2 separate regions of the Homo sapiens genome follow, and region 2 is linked to region 1. Evidence: chromatin loops called from intact Hi-C (ENCODE). Cell type or tissue: B cell. All regions are shown on one strand. Links, peaks and the distances in the headings refer to the core of each region. The heading gives the core; the rest is flanking DNA.

Evidence for each region. Hi-C counts contacts between places; a loop is a spot of excess contacts. Peaks named below come from ENCODE experiments on the same cell type or tissue, not always from the same donor. Only the 100,000 strongest peaks of a DNase experiment are listed, where the experiment ranks them.
Region 2: a loop joins it to region 1, with 2.0 times the contacts of the local background. A loop is called at or near these places in 2 of 110 quality-filtered maps.

What each region holds. Positions count from the first base shown.
Region 1 is chr4:113,639,154-113,644,494 of GRCh38, reverse strand. All of the region lies in intron 3 of CAMK2D (calcium/calmodulin dependent protein kinase II delta), which reads left to right. Among named protein-coding and RNA genes, the nearest start is that of CAMK2D, 120 kb to the left of the region's middle. RefSeq lists a silencer at 648-942. In B cell, for the core only: no CTCF peak of the experiment used is centred there; DNase peaks (open chromatin) are centred at 3,314 and 4,905; H3K4me3 peaks cover 1,813 bases; H3K27ac peaks cover 4,926 bases.
Region 2 is chr4:113,737,081-113,742,421 of GRCh38, reverse strand. All of the region lies in intron 2 of CAMK2D (calcium/calmodulin dependent protein kinase II delta), which reads left to right. Among named protein-coding and RNA genes, the nearest start is that of CAMK2D, 22 kb to the left of the region's middle. In B cell, for the core only: no CTCF peak of the experiment used is centred there; a DNase peak (open chromatin) is centred at 3,021; H3K4me3 peaks cover 363 bases; H3K27ac peaks cover 4,185 bases.

The DNA.
Region 1 (5,341 bases), core at 191-5,190:
CATCTGCCAACCACCACACCTAGGTAACCTATGAATTTTAGACTTAAGCTGAGACTACTCAAGGCTTCCCTTTATTCATTTTCCTTGGGAACTGATGATCTATTTCAGATTACCTTTGAATTTACACACAAGTGCTGCTTCTAGAATAATTTTGACTCCTGACTTTTGCTCTTACTTTTAAACTTTTGTCCCATTTATGATATAGGTCAGCTTTGTCTTCATTTGGCAGATTTGTAACCATCTAAGCCAAGAATCTGACAAGATATTATTTTTTCTGTTTCTTCTGATTTTATTGAGGTCTTTTTCTTTTTGAACCCATCTGTTTCCCCATCTTTCTCAAAACACCCTGAGTATACCAGGGTCTGCACGTCTTATGAAGTCAAAGTTAGAATCACTTCAGTTGTGAGCTTGCCTTTCTTAATTACACAAACTTCTTCTGACAATAATAGGTATAAACTAGAATGACATAATTTGATGTAATATAAGACCATTTTTCAGAGTACAGAAAAGCATATTGTATTCACCTTGATTTGCAAATATCTCATGAAGAGAATTACTTTATTCTTTGGGCCTATTTTTCACTTGTAAAGCTGGCCTGGGTCCCCATAAATACTCTGTCCAGTTTAATTTGAGTTTAACATGACACTGAGGAGTAGTCTGATATTACTCAGAGAGGGTGATACAACTCTGAACTTGTTGGCCCTTATCAGATATAATTTAAATTTCCCCTGGAAAGGGAAATAAGCACTTGGAATCAAGGCAAAGAGCCAAATCCAGCAGATTATCAAGATGGTCGGTGGGAGGAAAGTCTGATGGTTTCCGCTGCTAAGCGTGGGAGATACTGACCTACTCTCATTCACTTACTTTTGTACATAGATGTAGACTGTGAGCTGCCAAAATAGAGAACAATTCTTACTTTCTGTCAGCAGCTTATCAGAATTCCCTGACCTCCAAAAATGATGAACACAGTCCGGACCCTGTTCTTATGACTGGTGATTGATACAGCTGGCTTAGCTCTTGTTTTTTGACTTGCTTTTATTGGGCCCTGGACTATTTGTTCTACACACTTTAAATTTGGGTGCATGAGCACCCAGGTATGACTTCATAGACAGCCCTGTTTCTGATCTGAACCTATCATACTTGCCTCTGGCTTTGCCCTTTTATCCTCCCAACTCTCTACACTAGTGCTTCTGCCCTTGTTGGACTTTTTTTAAAAACTTTTTTATCATGTTTGTATCTTATATCTTGGAAGACAGAATTATCCCTTTCTATTGAAATATAATACTTTTAGCATATATTTGAATGAATATAGATTGAAGAAATGTAATGTCACTTGTCTTCCAGGAAAGACTTTCAGTTTTGTGGATTAAAACATTTGGTATTTTGATTGTTTAATTTCTAATCTTGATTTATAGGACACAGATAGTTTCTGCTCTTCTTTTGTTACATATCTATTTGTAAATGATTTGGTAATACTGTTCAGATGTTCCCTTTTTCTAGCTTTTCATTTTAAATTGTAGTATCTTTCTTTTATTTTATAGATATAGTTTAGCATGGTCTCTGCTATGGTTTGGATGTAACTTGACCCTGCCCAAACTCTTATTGCAACCATAATTTCCAGTGCAGCAAGGTGTAGGGTAGAAACTGTATGAGAGGGGGCCTAATGGGAGGCTTTGGATCATGAAGGCTTTGCCCTTGCCCTGGTGGGCAGTTGGTGCCTTTCTAGCAGAGCGCGACTCCATCTTGAAAAAAAAAAAAGAAAAAGAAAAAAAGAATGTCCCTTGTTCTAACCAGCTTCCACAGACAGCCTTATCAGAGGAGAAGTATGCTTTTGCCATCTCTTTATGGAAAAGAAAATAAGCCTTTAGCCTAGATGGCTATTGTTGCCCAAAAAAGGGAGGAGGGATAAATAGCTTCACTCCGCTGCTAAGTTGGTATCAGTTTGGGTTTAATTCAGCCTTAGCATGTCCATCTGTCCACTTCTGATGACACTTGTATGTGTGAGGAATGTGGGAGACAGGGAATGGAGGTGAGTGGACATTCTGGTAGTGTTCAGATATGCCTTGATTTTCTCCAACCCTGGAAGGGAGTAGTTCTGGAATCCTCCTACCTGTCCCTCAATTTTTCACTTTACTAAGATTATAACTTATAGCTTCCTTGAGATAGAAATGACTCTGCAGAGCCCATCCTGAATGGAAATCATAATAAATAATTCCTATATCCAGGGAAGTCTGAAAACTAATCTTGTTTCCTGTTTTTGGAGCACAGTAACTGGCAAAATACATTTGGGGTGAGTTTGACTTTTAGAGGGTGGTTCTGAAGCATTCTTATATGTTAGATTCCCTTGATAAAATGGCAGATTCTTGAGCTTCAGCATTACAAATTGATCTGGAGCGGGCTCTAGGAATCTACCACTTTTTAATTTTTTGTTTGCTTGTTTTATTTATTTATTGTTTATTATTTTTTATTATTTTTAAATTTTTTTAGACTGAGTTTCGCTCTTGTTGCCCAGGCTGGAGTGCAGTGGCATGATCTTGACTCACCGCAACCTCCACCTCCCGGGTTCAAGTGATTCTCCTGCCTCAGCCTTCCTGAGTAGCTGGGATTACAGGAATGTGCCACCATGCCTGGCTAATTTTGTATTTTTGGTAGAGACACGGGGTTTCTCCATGTTGGTCAGGCTGGTCTTGAACTCCCGACCTCAGATGATCCACCCACCTCGGCCTCCTAAAGTGCTGGGATTACAGGCATGAGCCACCATGCCCGGCAACTTATTATTTTTTAAATCAAGCACCCAGGTGATTGTGATACAGGTTTTCAAAGCCACAATTTATAAAAAACGTTGTGCTAGTGATAATGTTTTAGAAAACTAAATTCCCAGTAAAGCTTTGAGCCAGGAACTTTCTATTAAACTCTGTAGCTCTCTAGGCTCCCTGTCCTCTTTATCACTTTCGTAACAGGTCTAGAGAATGAAATCTGCAAGAAAGAAAGATCCTTAGATAGTGTCAATCTGAAACATATTGTATCTAAACACTTAACATAATTATCTTATTTAATTTTCTCAACTACTCTGCAGATATAAATATTATATCAAGTGTTTTTAATTTAGTTCAGTAAATATCGAGCCTTTACTATGTGCTCTGTACAGTGAAAAAGTTCAGTCTCAAATAGATATATTAATTTGACTGGGGTTGCTTAGTTTATGAAGGGTGGAACCAGGATTCAAATACATTTGTTTGATTCCAAAGTTCATGTTTCTACTCTACAAGCCTTCTGTTCTTCACTTCCTCATCTGCTCAAAGCTGTGAAAGCTCTCTGTGCAGCTGTATTACTTTTTATTTAAATAAAGCACTAGAAGGTGAACAACATGATACCAAACACTGTTGACTTGTAAGGGGCTTTCTTCCTGTAAGAGAAGTTAGGACATTTACACATGAAAATACTCAGCAGTTCAAAGAAGCATGTAATTAAGTGCCCAAATTAGAGATATAAAGAGAGAGGCTCATATTGTCTGTGGAATGTTTTCTACAGAGCATTGAACACATTTAAGAATCTGAAAGGATAAGATTTAGAAAGGAAGGAACAATGTTGTCTCCAAATTATGAAAGTTAAAATGAGTCTGTCTATGGATGATGCCAGGTAATTATCCTTCTACCTTATAAAAGTTGTCAACAGACAATTAGCTATGTAAGTAATTTTCCCCTCATTCCTTTCTTGTTGAACAGTTTCTGAAAGAGAAGCACTCTATTGTCATTTCCTTAATGCACATTTATTTTCTAAGCGTCTGCTTTCAGGCTTCTTCTATGTGTTCCTAAGAAATTGCTCTCATAGTGATTATCACCACCTCCTTATTACTAAGTCCAGTGGAACCTTCTTGTTCTGGTCTTACTTGATGTCTCTCTATAGTTGAATGCTCCATACCTTCCCCATTACAATACTGATTAGGTTTTGTTAGGACTATTTACCTAATCATCTAACTTTTCTGATAGATAGTAAGCTCTCTGAGGATGGGGATTGAGTCTGTCTTGTACGTAAGGAAACAATATGGCCCAGGAAACCATATGAGTTACCTCCTTTGGCTTTTGTAACATAAGTATTTTCTAGATTTCTTCTTTATCTCCAACCATTCATTCCTAATCTCCTTCGTGAATTCCCCTTCTGCCTACCTCTTAAATCTACGCAGGGCATTTCATTCATATATTAGTAACTCCCAAATCTATTTTAGAGGTTTTAACGTTTCTCTCCAGACACGTTTCCTACTAGCTAGTGGAATATTCACTTGGATGCTATTCTGGTACTTTGGTAATCATACTGTGCATAAAATGGAACTTGTTTTCCACCCTTGCCCCACTCAGCTCCCACCCAGACCTGCTTCTCTGCTTGTGTTCCCTGCTATAAGCCTTGCCCAAGCTAGAAATCTGGTGTCATCCTCTCTACCTCTCCTTCCCTTGCCAACTTATATAAGCACTTAGCAGTTCTCCCTTCAACTTTCTCAGTGGCTTTTAAATCTATCCCCTCCCCCTAACCCACATGCTTTAATAAGCCTTCCCTCTTCTGAATTCTTCCCTTTGCTATGAAGAATGGGGTTTTTTAAAAATGCAACTCGGATCTGTCACTCTCCTCAAAATCCTCCCATGGCTCCCTAATTTATCAGGCTAAATTCTAAAATCCTGACATTGCAAAGTCCTTTATATTTTGAGTTCCCCTATTTGTTTGCTACTCTCCAGCCATACAGACTCCCTCCCCAAAACTGTAATTTCTTATTTTTCCATCTTCTCTTGGTACTTTTCCACTTACATTCTCTTGGTGGGAGACGCTCTTCTTCTCCCTCCCACTTTGTCTGGCTGAACTCCTCCTTTCTGTTTAGGCCTCATCTTTGGCATCACCCCCCAGCCTTCCCTGATGCCCCTAATTGGTATTCTAGGGTGGGTGTTGTAGTGTACAAAGGTGCCTGGCTGAAGGAGTGAGTCAGCGCTGGTGCAGGGCTTCCTTTTTCTGATTTGCACAGTGGCCCTATGCAGGCTAGTAGTGGCTCTGGTACCACATTACTTATTTACATATCCTTATTCCCCCCACAAAAAGCCATTTGGCCTTAGGGACCTCATTCACTTTTTATCTTCAGGGCCTAGCAAACAAATTGTCATTAGATCCAGCACAGAGTATGGTATAATAATCTTGCCTATTCATATCCACTGCTTTCACAATTTACTATGCATTTTTTTTCTTTTTCCTTCTTTTTATTTTTGTCCTTAAGAGACAGGATTTTTCTCTATTGCCCAGGCTGGAGTGCAGTGAAGAGATCATAGCTCAGTGTAGCCTCAAATTCATGGGCTCAAGCAGT
Region 2 (5,341 bases), core at 251-5,250, 98 kb before region 1:
TTCATGATTTTTCCCTTCTCTACCACCCTATTTTTCACAAAGAAAACAGTTTCTTGAGTTCAGACTTCAAAGTTCTGGAAGACATCTTCTTTGTACCTTCCCCAGTTATTAGCTTTTATCTAATAAGGAAAAGTTTGATATTTTTTATGCTGAAACTTTTGTAACTCTTGGACTTTGTTTCTCTGGTTCCCAAGGTCTCTCATGTCTTATATTGCCCTCATTATATCAGTCATCATTATTTGTTCATTCATTTACTCATCTATTTAACAAATATTTATTGAGCAACTGCTGTGTGTAGGCACAGTTCTTGATTCAGGGGGTAGGTTGGTGAAGAGAGTTAAGATGAGAGACATGGGAAAAGGCATTTGGATAGATAAGTACCATGCAGTGCTATGAAGAAAATATAGCAGGGCTATAAATTAGATAATGACCTCATTGGAGTTACTTTAGATAGAGCTGAGGAAGAAGCATTTGAGCTGAGGCATTAACGATGAAAAGAAGCAAACCGTGAGAAAATACGAAGAAAGAACATTCCAGGCCAAAGGACCAAGGTGACAGTGAGCTTGCACAGGAGTAGAAAGAAAGTCAATGTGGCTGGAGTGTAATTAGCAAGGAGAGAAGTACATGATGATGTTGGGAGGTAGGCAGGGGATGGATTGTGTAGAGTCTTTTAGCCAAGTTAAGGAATTTGGATCTTATTTTAAATGCATTGATAAGCCGTTTAAGGATGTGAAGCAGGGAAGTAATGTGATAGGATTTTGTTTTAAAAAATATCTCTCTGGCTGCCATGTGGAGAATACATTGTAAGGAAGTGTGAGTGAAAGCAAGACTATAGTAGTCTCCCCTTGTCTCTGGGGGATACGTTCCAAGACCCCCAGTTGGTGTCTGAAACTACAGATTGCACAAAACTATATATACTGTATTTTTCCTATACATACATAAATATGATAAAGTTTAATTTATAAATTAGTCACAGTAAGAGATGAGCAAGTACTAATAAAATAGAACAATTATAATAATATACTATAATAAAAGTTATTCTGTGCATGTAACTTTTGCAGTTTGAAGTGCGACAGCAAAACTGCATGAATTTCTTTCTCCTTCTTCACAATTTCATGGATAGAAGATTTATTCTTACCATAGATCTTAGCATATACATTTTTTATTTCCTTATTAAGGGGAGAACTTTCACCTTTGCACTTAAAGGAAGCACAGTTTCCTTTGCTGAACGGCTTCTCCTTGGCATATTCCAATTGCCAGTATCACTACTCTTGCACTTTGGGGCCATTACTAAGTAAAATAATGGTTGCTTGAATACAGCACTGTGGTACTGCAGCAGTCTGTGATAACTAAGATGGCTGACAGGCAGGTAGCATAAACAATGTGGATCCACTGGACAAAGGGATGATTCACATCCTGGGCTGGACAGAGTTAGGTGTTACAAGATTTTATCATGCTTCTCAGAATGGCACCCAATTTAAAATTTATTAATTGTTTATTTCAGAATTTTTCCACTTAACAGTTTTGGATGGTGGTTGACTGCAGGTAGCTGAAACCTCAGAAAGCAAAACTGAATTAAGAGGAGACTACTATAGTTAGGAGACTCTTGCAGTCTAGGGGAGATGTGAAGGTGACATTAGAAATAGTGAGAAGGATGGATTTTGGAGGAGGAAATTTAGGACTTGCTGATGGAAAGGTTGTGAGGTGTGAGGGAAAGTGAGGAAGCATGACTATTGATCTACATTAGATCTAGTAGTCATCTCATAGTAGATGACTACTAGTCAAACCAACTATCTAATGGTGGCACTGTAACTGAGAAGGGGAAAAGTAGAGTATACTAAGATTGGAATGGGAAATCAAGAGTCCAGGTCTTGACTTAAATGTGAGATTTATTACACCTTACCTATTAGCAATGATTCATCATTCTTACCTCTCCTCCTCTCCCTCAAACCCAGGCAACCACTCATCTATTTTCTGTCTCTATAGGTTTTATTCTGAACATTTCATGTCAGTGGAATCATACAATTTTTTTTTCTGATTGGCTTCTTTCATTTAGCATAATACTTTCAAGGTGCATCCATAGTATAGCATGTTTTATTGTTAAATAATATTTCATTATATGGGTATACCACATTTTGTTTATCAGTTCATCAGCTGAAGGACTTTTGGATTGTTTCTACCTTTTGTCCATTCTGAGTAATGCTGCTATGAACATTTATATCCAAGTTTTTTGTGTAGACGTAAGTTTTTATTTTTCTTGGGTATATACCTAGGAATGGAGGAAATGCTGTACATACACACATTCAAGAAATACAAAGGAAACATTTTATGAGATAGTACTCTATAGTATAGGATTCAATTATTACTAAACAGATTAATTTGCATTATAACACATGTGCATATAATTAATAGCCAAGACACTTGGAATAGTTTAGATATTTTGAAGTGTGAAAAAGAAATGGAGTGAAGAGGATGGAAGGGGTCAAGGGCTAAAAAACTGCTTATTGGGTACTATGCTTAGTACCTGGGTGATGGGTTCAATTATACCCCAAACCTCAGCATCACACAGTATATCTTTGTAACAAACTTGAACATGTACCCCCTGAATCTAAAATAAAAGTTGAAAAAAACAGGACATGGAAGTTGAGTTTCAGAATAAGAAAGTAAATTATGACCATTTTCACTTTGTAAATGAGAAGTATTATATCATGTAGGAAAGTTTTTATTTAACCATGATTTTAAATTAGCTATGCCTGGAGTTGAAAGAAACATCTATTTCATGTCAAAGAAACATCAACCTATTATTGAATGATCTCTTTACTCATGTCAATTATTACTAGAAAGAATTTGGCTTGGGAGCTTTATTTGTATCATAGACTTTTTTTAGACTATTGATGTAGATGGCTATTTTTCTTTTAATTGAGTGGAAAGTTTTATAAGTCTTATATTGGATCCACCCCTTCCTGTTCCTTTTTTGTTGGCAAGTGCCTGTTTTTGCATATTACTTGCTGGGCTGTGGCAGATACCCACAGCCTATGACACTGGCATAAAATTTGCTAGGCTTTTGCTTTTGGGGTAGGAAGCTGTGCTGGGGATTGATAGTGGGCAGAGGACTGAGGAGAAGTAGATTGAAATTCTCTTTCACTAAAACCTGGGGTTAGTTTGATGGTCAGTGAGAAGTTTCCATTTTAATCTTTTAAATTGAAGAGTACATTTAGGATTCATTGAAAGCCTAATAATGCAACACCCTGCCTTTCTTTCCAGTGAAATTTTGAATGTTGAATTTCAGTTCTTTTGCAGCATTGTATTTTCTTGATCTGCCTGACAAAACAAGATTAACACATCTATGAAGTATTTCCATTTACACTGTGGTTCTAAGTGCTATGAACAGTAAGGAATGGAAAAGAACAAAGAAAGTTGCATTTTTTGAAGGAATCTTTGAATTCACAGTTAATATTTATTTTTACAAATCAAAAACCCATTTTTGGGATGTGTTATTTATTTTTGTATATATTTAAAATTTGATGTATATTTCCAAGTGAGTTAGTAAATATTGTTCCCCATATTACATCATTCATAAAATGCTTCGATTAATTTTTAAAACTAGGCTGGATTAATAGCCTTTTAAAGCCTTTCAGTTGACTCTTCCCCCAAAATTTTCAGTGACATGGGAAAGTTCATATTGGGAAAATTTCCCTTGATATTTGAATGGTGAATATATACTAATATTATTTCATTATATTTTTAGTGATATATTTAGTATATGGAGATATATACATATATAGACAGGATTCTTAAGAAGGAGATACAGGAACCATAAAAAGTTATGTTTTGCCAGAATTATGTTTTGCCAGAGTCCACTAAAGAGGATAATAACACATTAAAAATATTTTTTTGCATTCACTCATTGTGCAATATCCTATTTTCATTTAAAAAAAATCAGGTTGGTAAGTCTACTGGAAACATGAGACTGCTTAACTTTCCCACACATTCTTTCTCCCTTGTGGGTTTTCATATGGGTATATTTAAACAGCTGCATGAAACCATTATTTGTGGAGGATGGATTGGAAGGGAACATTTACAGACCATCTTGTATAATATTTAGGTCTTCTTTAGGCAGAACCATCAGAGAACTAAGTATAGTGATTTTATAGATAGGAGTTTATTATTTCATCTAACTTAGTTTTTTCTCACAGTAGTTTTTTTTTTTTTTTCAAAGAACATATTTAGATTCTTCACTCATTCTTATGGGGTTGTGCTGTATAAAAGCTGTGATTTATCACTTCTTTTATAGAGAATTGGAAACTTTGATTTCTAACATTAGCAAGATGACCATACGCAATTTGGTTAACTTATTGTGATTTGAAAAAGCCTATTTTGAGGTTGTGAGAAATAATGAGGGAACCTGAAAGGCACATTGTCTTAGGCGCATGTTTACCATGTGACTATGGCTTTCCAGATGGAGAGAACAAATTAAAAATTAAAAATGAGTGATTCTAGACCTTGCCTAAATTCATTGACCCAGATGAGAGCTCTTCACTCTTTCCCAATGCATATTCTCATTTACTAGAGAGCTTGATGTTTTGTTTTGGATCTAGTTCCAATTTTATTATGATAAATAAATGCTATATTTAAAGATAAAGATTCACAACCAGATGATATGAAATGATTACTAAAGCATTATAAAAATGCTATTATGCCTTAACAAAAATATAAAGGACAGTGAAGGATAGATGCAGTTAATAAAGATTTTTTATATTATGGAAAAATATTTGTAACATAAAATCCACCATTTTAACTGTTTTTAAGTGTACAATTTAGTGGCATTAAGTATATTCACATCGTCGTACAACTTTCACCAATATCTATCTCCAGAAGTTTTTTGTCTTCCTTCACTAGAACTCTATATTCATTAAGTGGTATCTCCCTGTTCTCTCCCCCGAGTCCCTGGCAACTACCCTTGCACTCTGTCTCTGTGAATTTGACTACTCTGGGTACCTCATGTAGGTGGAAGCATACACTACTTGTCTTTTTCTGTCTGACTTGTTTTACTTTGCATATCTTCAAGGTTTTTTCATATTGTAGTGTGTGTCAGAATTTTATTTCTTTTTAAGAATGAATAATAGTTCATTTTATGTATATACAACAGTTTATCCATTCGTCTGTTGATGGACATGCAGGTTGCTTCTATCTTTTGGCATTTGTTAACAGTTAAGATTTTTTAGATTTGTCTTTACAAGGGTATATATGATTATTAAATTGAACATTCTAATTGGATGAAATGAAAAGAAAGAAAGTATATCAGTGATAAAGTTTATAATTTTGATTTCTTTATTGTACA